Linked DNA regions of Homo sapiens: regions 2 and 3 are each linked to region 1. Evidence: chromatin contacts called from ENCODE Hi-C data. All regions are on one chromosome and are shown on one strand. Each heading gives the region's core, a stretch centred on a gene start or an enhancer-like site at or near the end of the contact. The rest is flanking DNA. Distances are from core to core; before and after follow the strand shown. Region 1 has its middle 67 kb from the start of LINC03069. Region 2 overlaps TCF4 (transcription factor 4). Region 3 overlaps TCF4 (transcription factor 4).

What was found. A loop is a pair of places that touch in the nucleus more often than their neighbours do. Pooled maps may share reads with other maps.
Region 2: a loop to region 1 is called in a pooled map, with 2.9 times the contacts of the local background. The contact joins two enhancer-like sites. A Hi-C loop is called at or near these places in 3 of 37 single-sample maps with no recorded cell type and 4 of 50 pooled maps.
Region 3: a loop to region 1 is called in a map with no recorded cell type, with 4 times the contacts of the local background. The contact joins two enhancer-like sites. A Hi-C loop is called at or near these places in 2 of 37 single-sample maps with no recorded cell type and 3 of 50 pooled maps.

The regions. Positions count from the first base shown.
Region 1 is chr18:56,256,118-56,259,945 of GRCh38, reverse strand. No RefSeq gene overlaps it. Among named protein-coding and RNA genes, the nearest start is that of LINC03069, 67 kb to the right of the region's middle. Within about 2 kb of position 1,610, at least 2 of the 41 ENCODE cell types and tissues checked have a DNase peak (open chromatin) inside an H3K27ac peak, as active enhancers do.
Region 2 is chr18:55,233,006-55,236,833 of GRCh38, reverse strand. It overlaps TCF4 (transcription factor 4), which reads left to right. Exons shown (of 20, transcript NM_001083962.2): 16 at 2,151-2,286. Among named protein-coding and RNA genes, the nearest start is that of LINC01929, 110 kb to the right of the region's middle. RefSeq lists an enhancer at 1,882-2,176. Within about 2 kb of position 2,038, at least 14 of the 41 ENCODE cell types and tissues checked have a DNase peak (open chromatin) inside an H3K27ac peak, as active enhancers do.
Region 3 is chr18:55,249,923-55,253,750 of GRCh38, reverse strand. The region is part of intron 15 of TCF4 (transcription factor 4); the gene reads left to right. Among named protein-coding and RNA genes, the nearest start is that of LINC01929, 130 kb to the right of the region's middle. Within about 2 kb of position 2,007, at least 6 of the 41 ENCODE cell types and tissues checked have a DNase peak (open chromatin) inside an H3K27ac peak, as active enhancers do.

The sequences.
Region 1 (3,828 bases), core at 361-2,860:
GTGTGAACAGTTTGTACAAACTTTCTATGACATAGCAGCTGAATACTAACCGGGATGTCAGTTCTAATACTTTTTCAGGTAAATCTCCTTTTTCCAATATCTTTCATAGGTAAGCAACCATAACATCTATAATTCCTGGTCATTTTTCTTTCTCCTTCACAATATTTTGTTTTCAGGTTTAATTGCATATATTGAAATTGGAGCACAATCTTAAATAGAAGTGGTGATGATTGACTTCCTTATATTGCTCCTGACTGTACTGGAAAAGTTGGTCAGGGAGAGAGATTACTGTAAATAATGGTAAGGGAAACTCTTATATTCTATTTTATTAATAGTTTTTTTAAAAATTAGAAACTGATAGTGAATTTTATCCCATGCTTTACTTTCTATCAGGATGGTTATATGAATTGTTTATTTTGTCCAATTGATGTTGTAACATATATCAATCCATTTTCCAAGTTGGAGCGCCATTGCATTCCTGGAATAAACCCTACTTGGTTATGATGCATAACCTTTGTGTTATACATCTGAATTTAGTATACTAAGGTTTCATTTAGCATTTTTTTGTATCTATTAGGCATAAGTGTGGGATTAGTTACTATTGTGCTAATTTTGTAACAGAAATTGGTATGTTTCCATCTTTTTATGCTTGCAAAATTTAAATGATGTAGGGATTTTCTGTTTCTTGAAGGTGGTTAGAACTTCCGCAGACAAAAGTATAGGGTTTTTGTGTGGATCATATTTTAATAATTGCTTTTCATTTCTTTAATAATTTTGGTTTATTTGAGTTTTCTATTTCTTCTTGAGTAAGTCTTGTAATTTATATTTTTCTAGAAAATAATCCATTGACTGAGATTTTCGATTTAGTAAAATAGAATAACATATAGTTCCCTGATAATTTTTAAAGTAATCATATCTGTTGCTATATATACTTTCTCATCATTAATGCTATCCTTTTCTGTCTCTCTCTCTCTTTTATCTTTGGACTGGCCAGAGCGTTGTTTATCTTACTGGTCTTTTCAAAGAGCCTACACCTTTCCGTATGTGCTATGGAGACATGCACATACTACATACATCATGTGGCACAAGGAATTAGATCCTGCTAGCAACCAGTTGAGTGAGCTTGGAGACAGATACCCATCAGAAAAGCCTTCAGATAGGACGGCATGCCCAGCCAACACTTTGATTTGTGAGAGACGTTGAACCAAGGGCACCCTGCTAAGTTGCACCTGAATTCTTGCCCCACAGAGACTGTGACATAATTTGTGTTTTCTGTTTCAAAAAACTAATTTTGGGGGTAATTGTTATACAGCAATAGTCAACTAATATAGTAGATGATTGGGTCTCTTAGACATTTGTCAACGCTTTCTATTTGGTTTGTGCGGTCAGGTATTAAGGTCCCTGAGCTCTGTTGTTACAGAGAAATCAATCAACTAACACCAACTAAATAAATAAAATGTGCAAAGCGGGCCTTTCCTCTCAGAAGTCCCCTCTCTGTCACTAGAGAGAGAGCTGTTTTCCTTTCTCTTTCTCTCTCTCTTGCCTATTAAAACTTTGCTCCTAAACTAAAAAAAAAAAATTGTGTAAAGCAGAAGTCAGAGACTCTTAGATTGTGCAACTCTTGATTTGCATAACATCAACCTTTTGTAAGTTGTTCTATAAGGGAGAGAATATAGTTTTAGAGATGTGAAAATATTAGTGTGATATATGGAAATGTAAACTATCTCAGGCAGAGACGAATATTGGGAATAGAGAGGGAAAGGCAGAAGGCACTCACATGAGAGGGAAGGCCCTTCTGTTCAATCCCATGTGGTTTCTGGTACCATGTGTATTCTCATTGCATTATCTTGTGTTATTTTAGTTTATTAGTTTTATTCTCCCCTTTGCTTTATTTTATTCAGGACTAAAAATTGGCAAAGTAAGAGCAAGAAGAGAGGATCAGTTTCTAATTTAAGAAGAGGAATTTATAATAGAAAATAAAAATGTTAAAAAACCAAAGGCATCCACAGTCTAAATTTCATGAACTTCATTTGGGAAATATTTTTTAAATTATGGTAATTTATGGATAAAAAGCATGAAAGATGGGCTGGGGATGGTGCCTCATGCCTGTAATCCCAATACTTTGGGAGGCTAAGGCTGACGGATCATCTGAGGTCAGGAGTTCGAGACCAGCCTGGCCAACATGGTGAAACCCCGTCTCTACTAAAAATACAAAAATTAGCTGGGCATGGTGGCAGGCGCCTGTAATCCCAGCTACTCGGGAGACTGAGGCAGGAGAATCACTTGAACCTGGGAGGCAGAGGTTGCAGTGAGCTGAGATCGCACCATTGCACGCCAGCCTGTGCGACAAGAGCGAAACTCCACCTAAAAAAGAAAAAAAAATAAAAAAGCATGAAAAATGTTTTGCATCTTTGGAACTTACAGGGTTCACAAAGCAGGGTTCAGGAGAAAAAGTTACTCATAGAAATAGAGGACTGACTTACAAGGAAGATGATGAGTCATAGTTTAAAATGCTTGTCACTTAGCCTAATGACCGTCTAAGCAAAGTCTTGAAGTCAGAAAAAGGAAAGAGAAAGTACTGTGAACTCTTGCAGTATGAGGCTACTAGTGGGTCATGTCGGAATTTACATGATAAAAAAATGCATGTTGAGACTGCTGGAATAGACACAAAAAGCAAGAAAAAAAGTGGGAATATTAAAAAGAAATACAGGAGATGACACAGCACAGAAAGTCTTCAGAAAGTCTTATATGAATGAAAAGAGATTGACTGTAGAGAAAACATGCCCCTAAGAATATATATTTTCGAGAGTTAAAAGCAACTCCAGTATTGAAGGCTGTGAAAGATATACTTGACCTTGAGGCCAATGTCCTGAAAAAATGCAAATAGGAGCTGTTAGTCTTCTAATTTCTCCAAAGAGCTATGGGTAATTTAAAGGTCTTTGTGAAGTCTGTATTTTCAACGTACATCAAATCCATGCTTTGCAAGGCCTTCTTGAATGGGACTGTGATGTAATTTGGGGAGTGTCTGTATAATTATAATCCCTTCCTTCAAGGAGTTCATATTTGGCCATAAAGAACAATGCTCAGCCAGGAGCGGTGGCTCATGCCTGTAATCTCAGCACTTTGGGAGGCCAAGGTGGGTGGATCACTTAAGGCCTGGCCAACGTTGTGAAACCCTGTCTCTATTAAAAATAGAAAAACTAGCTGGGTATGGTGGCACGTGCCTGTTGTCCCAGCTACTCGGGAGGCTGAGGTACAAGAATTACTTGAACTCAGAAGGCGGAGGTTGCAGTGAGCCAAGGTTGTGGCACTGCACTCTAACCTGGGTGACAGAGTGAGGCTCTGTCTCAAAAAAACAAAACAAAACAAAAAAGTGAGGACCTCAGATGAGGAGTGCCAAGTGCCGGGCATAGAGGGGTTGATCCCTGTTCACCAGGCTCTAAGACCGTCTTTCAGCCTCGCAGTCTAAGAATTAGGGGAAACCCCCACAATTTAAAAAAATGTGTTTAGAAAATAATTTCCTCATTTCTACGAGATTGGAATTGTTATTCCCATTTTCCAGCTGAGAAAATCGAGGCCATGAGAGGTAAGTGATTGCCCTAAGATCATGAAGCTAGTGTCCAATGAAGCTGGAATTGAACTTGGTGGTGTGAATTCAAAAATCCATGTACTTAATCTCTCTGTCCTACTTGTAGCTCTATCTCTGTCCATATCCATTTCTTGTTTGGGAAGACTTAGAGGGTGTTCTCATTTTAGAGGATTTAGATTGTGACAAAAAAGTAAACTACTCTTGGGTTTTATACACGTGGAGTGGACATACCCGGCCAA
Region 2 (3,828 bases), core at 789-3,288, 1.0 Mb after region 1:
TTAGATCCATTGGGAATACAAATAAATATGAATCAGCACGAAGAATTATTTAGGTTTATATTGATTGACAGACATAAAGAGCCACCATTTGATCAAGGCCTGTAAAAATTCATGCTTACAAGTTGACATCTTAGATTGAAAGGATAATCATTGATTGAATCCGTTTTCTAATGCATGAATATAAAAATAGCAAATCAAAACCTCAATGGAAAATAGCTATCATGCTTCTGAATAAAAATTAAAATATATAAGAGAGTGAGTTACAAATGGTTGCTGGAGCAGGTGGGCGTGGTCTGCCTATAAGAGAGCAGACTTCAGTCACAGAGGAAAGGAGTGGTGTGGCAGGCAACAGGGTTGAATATGTTTAAAAAAAAAAAAAGGTTTGTACTTAACGCCACAGAGCTCTAGAAGCTGAAACTAGAATCAGTGAGTGAAATCTACAAAGAGGCCAATTTGTGGTAAAAATGGAATGGGCTTCTTTGGGAGATATCAGTCTCAGTACATTTGAAGCACCCCACAGAGGCCAAATAACCACCATTCAGAAAGTTCTGTGTTGCGACACAGGCACCGGGGAGCAGTGCTGGACTTCCTACATCTCTCTGCTGAAACATTCATTTATACTTCCTGAGGCTCATAAGCCTCAAGTGTTGTCTTATTCTTGCTGTATTTTGAATCCAAACAATTAATATGATTTATGTGATCATCTCCACCCAAAATTTAAAAAAAAGTTGGAGTGCATACACACACACACACACACACACACATGCACACATGAATATAAAAATGGCATACTTCAGGATCAATTACTTAAATATATTTTCAGTAAAAAGCAAAATATTATAGGTGATACTTAATACATGGCTGCCTTTAAATAGCATGTGCTTATTAGGTCCTGTGAATTTGTTGTTGGTTCAGATACTTATTGTTGATGCATTCTTTGGAAATACCCTTTTAAAATATATTGGTAACACAAGAGTGATGATTCTCCTTTCTGGTTTCATATTTTTGACTGGAAAAAAAAATAAACCTGATTCATAGCAGTATAAATGTATGGTTAATTTTTTGTGTTTTAGACCCACCGTCCTGTGTAAATGCTCACTTAACCATAGGCTAAGAAAATACTTGGAAATAGAAAAGAAAATGTGAACTACTGATTGTCCTCTTAGTTGACAAATGCTTCATGTTTTCGCTTGAAGGCATGTGCTATGAAGTAGGCAGTTGCTGTCTCAGTGCCACAAGTTCAATGTCTCTGGACCCCAGAGTCGATAGTAGTAGTTAATAAAAAGCTCAGCAGTATTTTTTTAATGAAGTAATCATGCTGTACTCTATAATTTTATTCTTGGAAGCATAAAGAGTATTTACAATATGGTGTCTTTCTAGGGTCAGAATAGTGAGGAAAAAAATGGAAAAATGTCCAAACATCCTTCCTTGCATGGCAATGATGGCATTACTGGTGTGTTTAATAAAACCTTTATTGGTACATTTTCCGGTGTGGTGGCATTGGCAGAAACCATCCCCCTTTGGATTTGGAACTCAGCAGCTGATGAAATACAGTAAACATTAATTTGGAATGGGCTGCCAGTTTTGGAAAGCCAGGTGACATTTTATTATATTTGTACCAAGCAGAGGCTGTGTCCCATACTGCTGTAGCTTCCGCTGTCAGAGGCTTAGCTGGCATTATGGAAAAAAAAAAATGGCAGGCCTGAGAATCTTATCCCCTGAAATGAAAGTCGAATGCCAAATTGAAATTCCTGTAGGATTTCCGATAGCAATGGGGGAATTGAGAAGCTCACAATTAAGCATATGGGCATTAAGATAATTGTCAGATCTGTTGGCGGACATGATAGAAGACAGATGGGTACGAATCAGTGCGCTCCACTGCAGCACCCTGGGAGGCAATTTGACGTTTTACCTGCCTGAGCTACTCTGCCATATTTGTCACTGAATGTACAGCACGGCATCTTACTGAGTGTTAAGTGTTTTCGCCGGGAACTATAGGTGCATGTGCGGTCCTTCAGCGCCCTCTAGTGAAACGCGTTTGGGAGTATGGTTTTTGAAAAGCCAGCCTTCATCAGGTCCTCTTGGCCTCTGGAAATAGCTGTCGCACCTCCGGTTCCTGCTCACCTCTCTGGTTCCTCTCGCCCTTTCAGGTGGGGACCCATCGTGAAGATGGCGTGGCCCTGAGAGGCAGCCATTCTCTTCTGCCAAACCAGGTTCCGGTTCCACAGCTTCCTGTCCAGTCTGCGACTTCCCCTGACCTGAACCCACCCCAGGACCCTTACAGAGGTAGGTTGGCCTCACCAGGGCACTTCTGACCTCACTTTCACAATAGGACCAGTGTTGATACCCAGCCTCTTGGTGTTCATCCCTCAAGAAGCACTGGCAGAAACCCAGGAATCAAATTGGGCACAAAAATGGTAAGGAAATGGCAAAGTATTTAGAACTTCGCCCGCTAATTGTGTTTCTCCAGGGACTGTTTTCCTCAAACATCCTCTGAAATCCTGGTCCTATATCAGCAGGGAATGAGGCCACAGACTGATGAGAGGAAATTTTATTTTAGCTATTTCCACATTTTTCTCATTCAGGTCCTCTAATGTGGTTAGTTGTGGCCTGAAAATGATATTTCCAAATGAATAGGAAGGAAGGAAATTGTTTTTGTTGTTTAAGATGGAAGGAAATATAGGTGCATTTAAAAAATGGAGCTTGGTTGCATGATTTTCGCTCTTGAGTCATCTAGCCCTCTAATGATTGCCTCATACCGGTGATTACGAGCGGCTTTTCATGACCCCAGGAAGTTGGGCTATTGCTGGCCAGCTGACTAGGAGTCGCTTAGATAACATCTTCTCAGTCCCTTCACATTTAATATAAAAATGATAACATTGCCACAGGAATACATGTGGGCATTTTTTCAGCTGTTCAACATTGTACAGATCTGAGTGTCAATTATATGTATGGGTATGTCTGCCCATTTTTTATGAATAATAATCATTTTATGGACTTTTTTTTTTTTTTTTTTTGACAGAGCCTCACTCTGTCGCCCAGGCTGGAGTACAGTGGTGCGATCTCAGCTCACTGCAACCTCCACCTCCCAGGTTCAAGCGATTCTCCTGCCTCAGCCTCCCAGGGGGTAGCTAGGATTACAGACATGCATCACCATGCCTGGCTATTTTTCGTATTTTTAGTAGAGACAGGGTTTCACCACATTAGCCAGGCTGGTCTTGAATTCCTGACCTCAAGTGATGCACCCGCCTCAGCCTCCCGAAGTGCTGGGATTACAGGTGTGAACCACCACAACTGGCCAGGACCTTTCTTATCAGGAGGCTTTGGATTTTGCCCTCTTTGTCCTAAACCTGTGCTTCTCAAACTGCACATAAGCACAACCTGAGCATCTTGTTAAAATGCAGATTCCACTTCTGTAGGTCTGGGATTGTCCATTTCTAATGGGCTCACAGATGATGAGGCCGCATGGACCAAAGTTTGAGTGGCAAGGTTCTAGAATACACAGATTACAAATAAAGAGGAATACTTGACAGATATGCTTCTACCTTTAAAAAAATTACTACATTAGGGTCGTGTTTTAAAATGCAGTGTGACTTGGAAAGTTGAGCAATGATAAAGCTAGAAATTTCTAAAATGAGTAGCAAACTGCCTTCCATATGTACCATTTTAAAATGCTGATTACTTCTTGAGAATAAGAGAAGCCTAATTTCAGAATATCATTAGGGTACCTATTGAAGTCTTGACTGCACATATTTAGCATACTCCCTGGGAATTATATTTTAAGGACATTTTTCTATTAAATCATTGCATATGGAAGAAACTCAATAT
Region 3 (3,828 bases), core at 758-3,257, 1.0 Mb after region 1:
TCTGAGTCTGGGAGATAGAAATATATGGTATGTTTATTTGTATAAATACATTGCATGTGACTGTGTAATTTAATAGAGTAGCTTTACTACTACCTATTTAGAATAAGTCTTTATTTGAATTATATTTAAGCAGATTTGTCCATATTACAATTGTGATTTTTTTCCTCATTACTTTTGAAAGGATTTTGGAGATAATTCTTTTTGAGGATGATTATGAAGATTCAGAGACTCTTCTTAATAGAATATTAAGTGATGACAATTAATGAGGTGACCAGAGTGGTGGAGAATGTAACTTGACCAGTGATTCTCTGTAGTTCTGATCCTCACAAGCTCTACCTCGTCTCTAAGCACCTTAGTGTCCTATTTTGCCCCTTACAGGCTCGCTAAAAGTTGCTTGGATGAAGGTATATTTTCCATTATCACTGTAGCATTTCTCGTTTAAGCATGGTCCCAAAAGGAAATGCAAAATACATACAAATTATTATGAGGTTCTTTTAAGTTCTTGCTCAGTAGTATTCTCCTGTCCATCTTTCAGTTTCTCTTAATAAAAGTCTAAGATTAAGAGTACCATTCTGAACGGTGTAGTATTGAAATCTGCAACCAATTTGAAACCAAAAATACTGGTTTATAAATAGAAGCAACGAACTCACATCTAAAATGTGGAAAGATATTTTTGAATGCCAAAGAGAAATCTTTTTTTCTTTCCCTTGACCTCTGCCCTAAAAATTCATCATTGAATAAAAATTGTTTATATGTTCATGGCAGTTGCTTAGAGTTTACAAAAGAAAAGTCTAGATTTTAATTTAGCTTGGCCTCAGGTAATGTGTTAAATACACTTGGGATGCATATAATATGAGATTTTCGTTTGTACAGCTCTTTTTTTTCTAACTACAATGTTTAAACATACTGCTTTTAATTAAGAAATCTGGCTTTATTAAAAGCCAGATCTGTGACTTATAACCATTTCTGTATATCTGCTCTCAATCAACAGAAAAATAGTTTAATTTCTGTAGCTGTGTTCATTTTGCATATGTTAAACGGATGTAACATGCACCCAGGGCATTGCTTCAGAGACTATTTTTTCCATAAATATGTAAAGTTTTTCTTAAATACCATATGTAGGTTAAGTGGTTCTTTTAAATATTAAACTATACATAAATACTTTTGGGGACTATTTGACCTTTGAATTGACTCCTTTTTGAGTCAGATTCAGAGGTGGGATGGGAGGAAAAGACTAGAATTATTTTTGGAGATGGGAAGTTGGACTGACCTCAGTAGAACCGAAAGTGAGACGACTGAATAGAACGGTAGAAAAAAGGAAATAATTAGCCAATATTACATAGAAACCCCTTTAATTTGATCTTGATATACACACACACACACACACACACAAAAGCAATAAAGCCGCCAGTTTTGCTGATAAGGATAAGTTCCTGTTTTCTCCTCTGAAGACATTTAATATTCAATCAAGGACAGCCACAGAGCCAAGCAGATCATAGCGTAACTCCAAAGATATGGCATGTCATCACCCTGCTGCCCTTTGAACCAAATGGGGTTTTGCAGTCTCTCTCCTTTCTTCCTGAAAACCATTCAACGTGTCCCCAGAATCTGAGCTCCTCAGCCTGAAACACTAATGTGTGTGAAAAGGATTGGTTTGGCCTATCTTTCCCGTGCAAACTGGTATGAATTTTAAAACAAAAACATAAGAACAAAGGAAATAGTTTTTGAATTTAATCAGTCTGAAGTTAGCCTTTGACCATTTGATACATTCCACAATAAAAAGGAAGTTTAAGGGGAAGGCAAAAAAAAAAAAAAAAAAACCTCATCCCCCTTCCCCACAACAACAAAAAAATTCAAGGAGGATACTGGTAATGTTTTCCACATTTGAATTTTAATACATGAAACAGGCTATAAAACTTTGGCCAGCTGCAGTAAATAAAGTAGCCGTGGGAGGTATGCACCGGAAACTTCAGCAGAGAGCACTGGTGAGAGTCTCATTCCCAACTACACACCTTCGTTTGTTGTTCTGGGCGGAAGCGAGTTGCAGTAACTTGATACTCATCCCAGTCCCGGTTTTGTATTGAGCACATCGCCTTTCTAACTCTCCTCAGTAATTCCTTCTGATTAAAGAGTAGACAGCTCTGAATCCTCTCGACCTCCGTACGCTTCTCATTTCCTTTCTCCCTGCCTTCCAAAAATCAAAACAAAATGGCTTGATAACTTGGAAGGTGATATAAGCATTTCTTTCTGCAGCAGCTTGAAGTTGTGGTGGGGAAAACTGTGGTTCTGCCTCGGCTGTTATGTTATCTCATTTAATTGCTAACATATTGTCCTTAGCTTTTGATTCATAAAATGTTTTCCTTGGAGTTCTGAAGTAGGTCTTCAGTGATTTACTAAGTATTAGTATAATGAAAGGGATTTTTTTTTTTCACAGCGGCATGGCTCATAACACAAGAGCGAATGTTTGTATACTTGCAAGCTCTCTGGATGATATTATTGAGCTATGCTTATTTCCTGCTCAAAAACCTTCCCTGCCTTTCCATTTTCTACAAGATAAAGACCAATTCCTTAGCTCAGCATTTGAAGCCTATTACCATTTACCGAAAGCCTTATGTTGAGCTCTTCCAATCTGCAACAAGTCTTCCAGCAAGACAAGGCTGGGCATATTACCAGAATTCACCCTGTATGTTCTCCTTCGGAACTTTTGTATCTCTTTGTCTTGTCCAGCCCTATCTGCTTATCTCTGTACACCTAATACCCACCCATTCTCAAAGCACTGACTCAAATCATTCTTCTTCCAGGAAGCCTTCCCTTGCTACCCCACTCATGCTAGCCATTTTTTTCTCTATTCTTACAGCCCTATGAATCATACCATTTCTAGATATTTATCTTAACCAGCTCCGCATAGCTGTGCATCTTTTATAGATATGACTCTGCCTTACCAACTGTTGTAAATTCCTCGAGTCTCACATATTATATTTTGTCTCTCTCCCCCCGACCCCTGTAAATAGATCATCCATAGAAACGGGAGAAAAGAAACGAGGAAACTTAACATTCTGTGAGTGTGAGTTGGCAGCCCCTCTGCTAGGCGCTCTGCATGTGTTGTCTTAGGCAGTCTTCACAACAGCCCAGTGAGGATGATAATAGTGGTCATTTCAGGTGTCGGTAAAGTGAGCCTTAGAAGTTTGAGCAGTTAGTCTCAAGTCCTGCAGCGGGATTTAAACTCAAGCACATCAACTCCAAATTCAATGCTCTTTTTTACTACCAGGCATACTCTCCAGAGATTATCTATGAGAACACCTTTTCAGAACTTATTTTAAATGCTAGGAGCTTGTGATTTTCAAAACTTGATAAGTGTTGGTTGGCAAAAGAAGTTTCCAGGTATTCCATGGCTGGGTTCCCAGAGCAGCTCTCTTCCCAAATGTATAGACAGAGAACTTTCCCTCCAAAGTGGTGGCATGCTTGGATTAAAACCCACATTATCTATGCACTTATTCTTAAACCAACATGTTTGCGCTGAGTGCCTAAGAGGTGTGAACTCTCCCTACCAGGGTCCTTGAGGTAGCAAATTTTAAGTTATCAAGTTATTTTTCTTACTATAACCACCCACTTTTCTTCCAAAATTAAAGCAGAAATCTCTGAATGTGGGAGAATAAGGAAATAGCCAGGTCTTCACTACCCTAGTTAGAAACTCTTACCAAGTATGATTCCCTCTCTGCCTCAGAGACCTCCATGATTAATCCTGATATTAAATGATTAGATTTCTTATAAATTATGGAAAGGGCAATTTTCCAGATAGAATTCTCTCTGTTACTCATTCAGTATTCA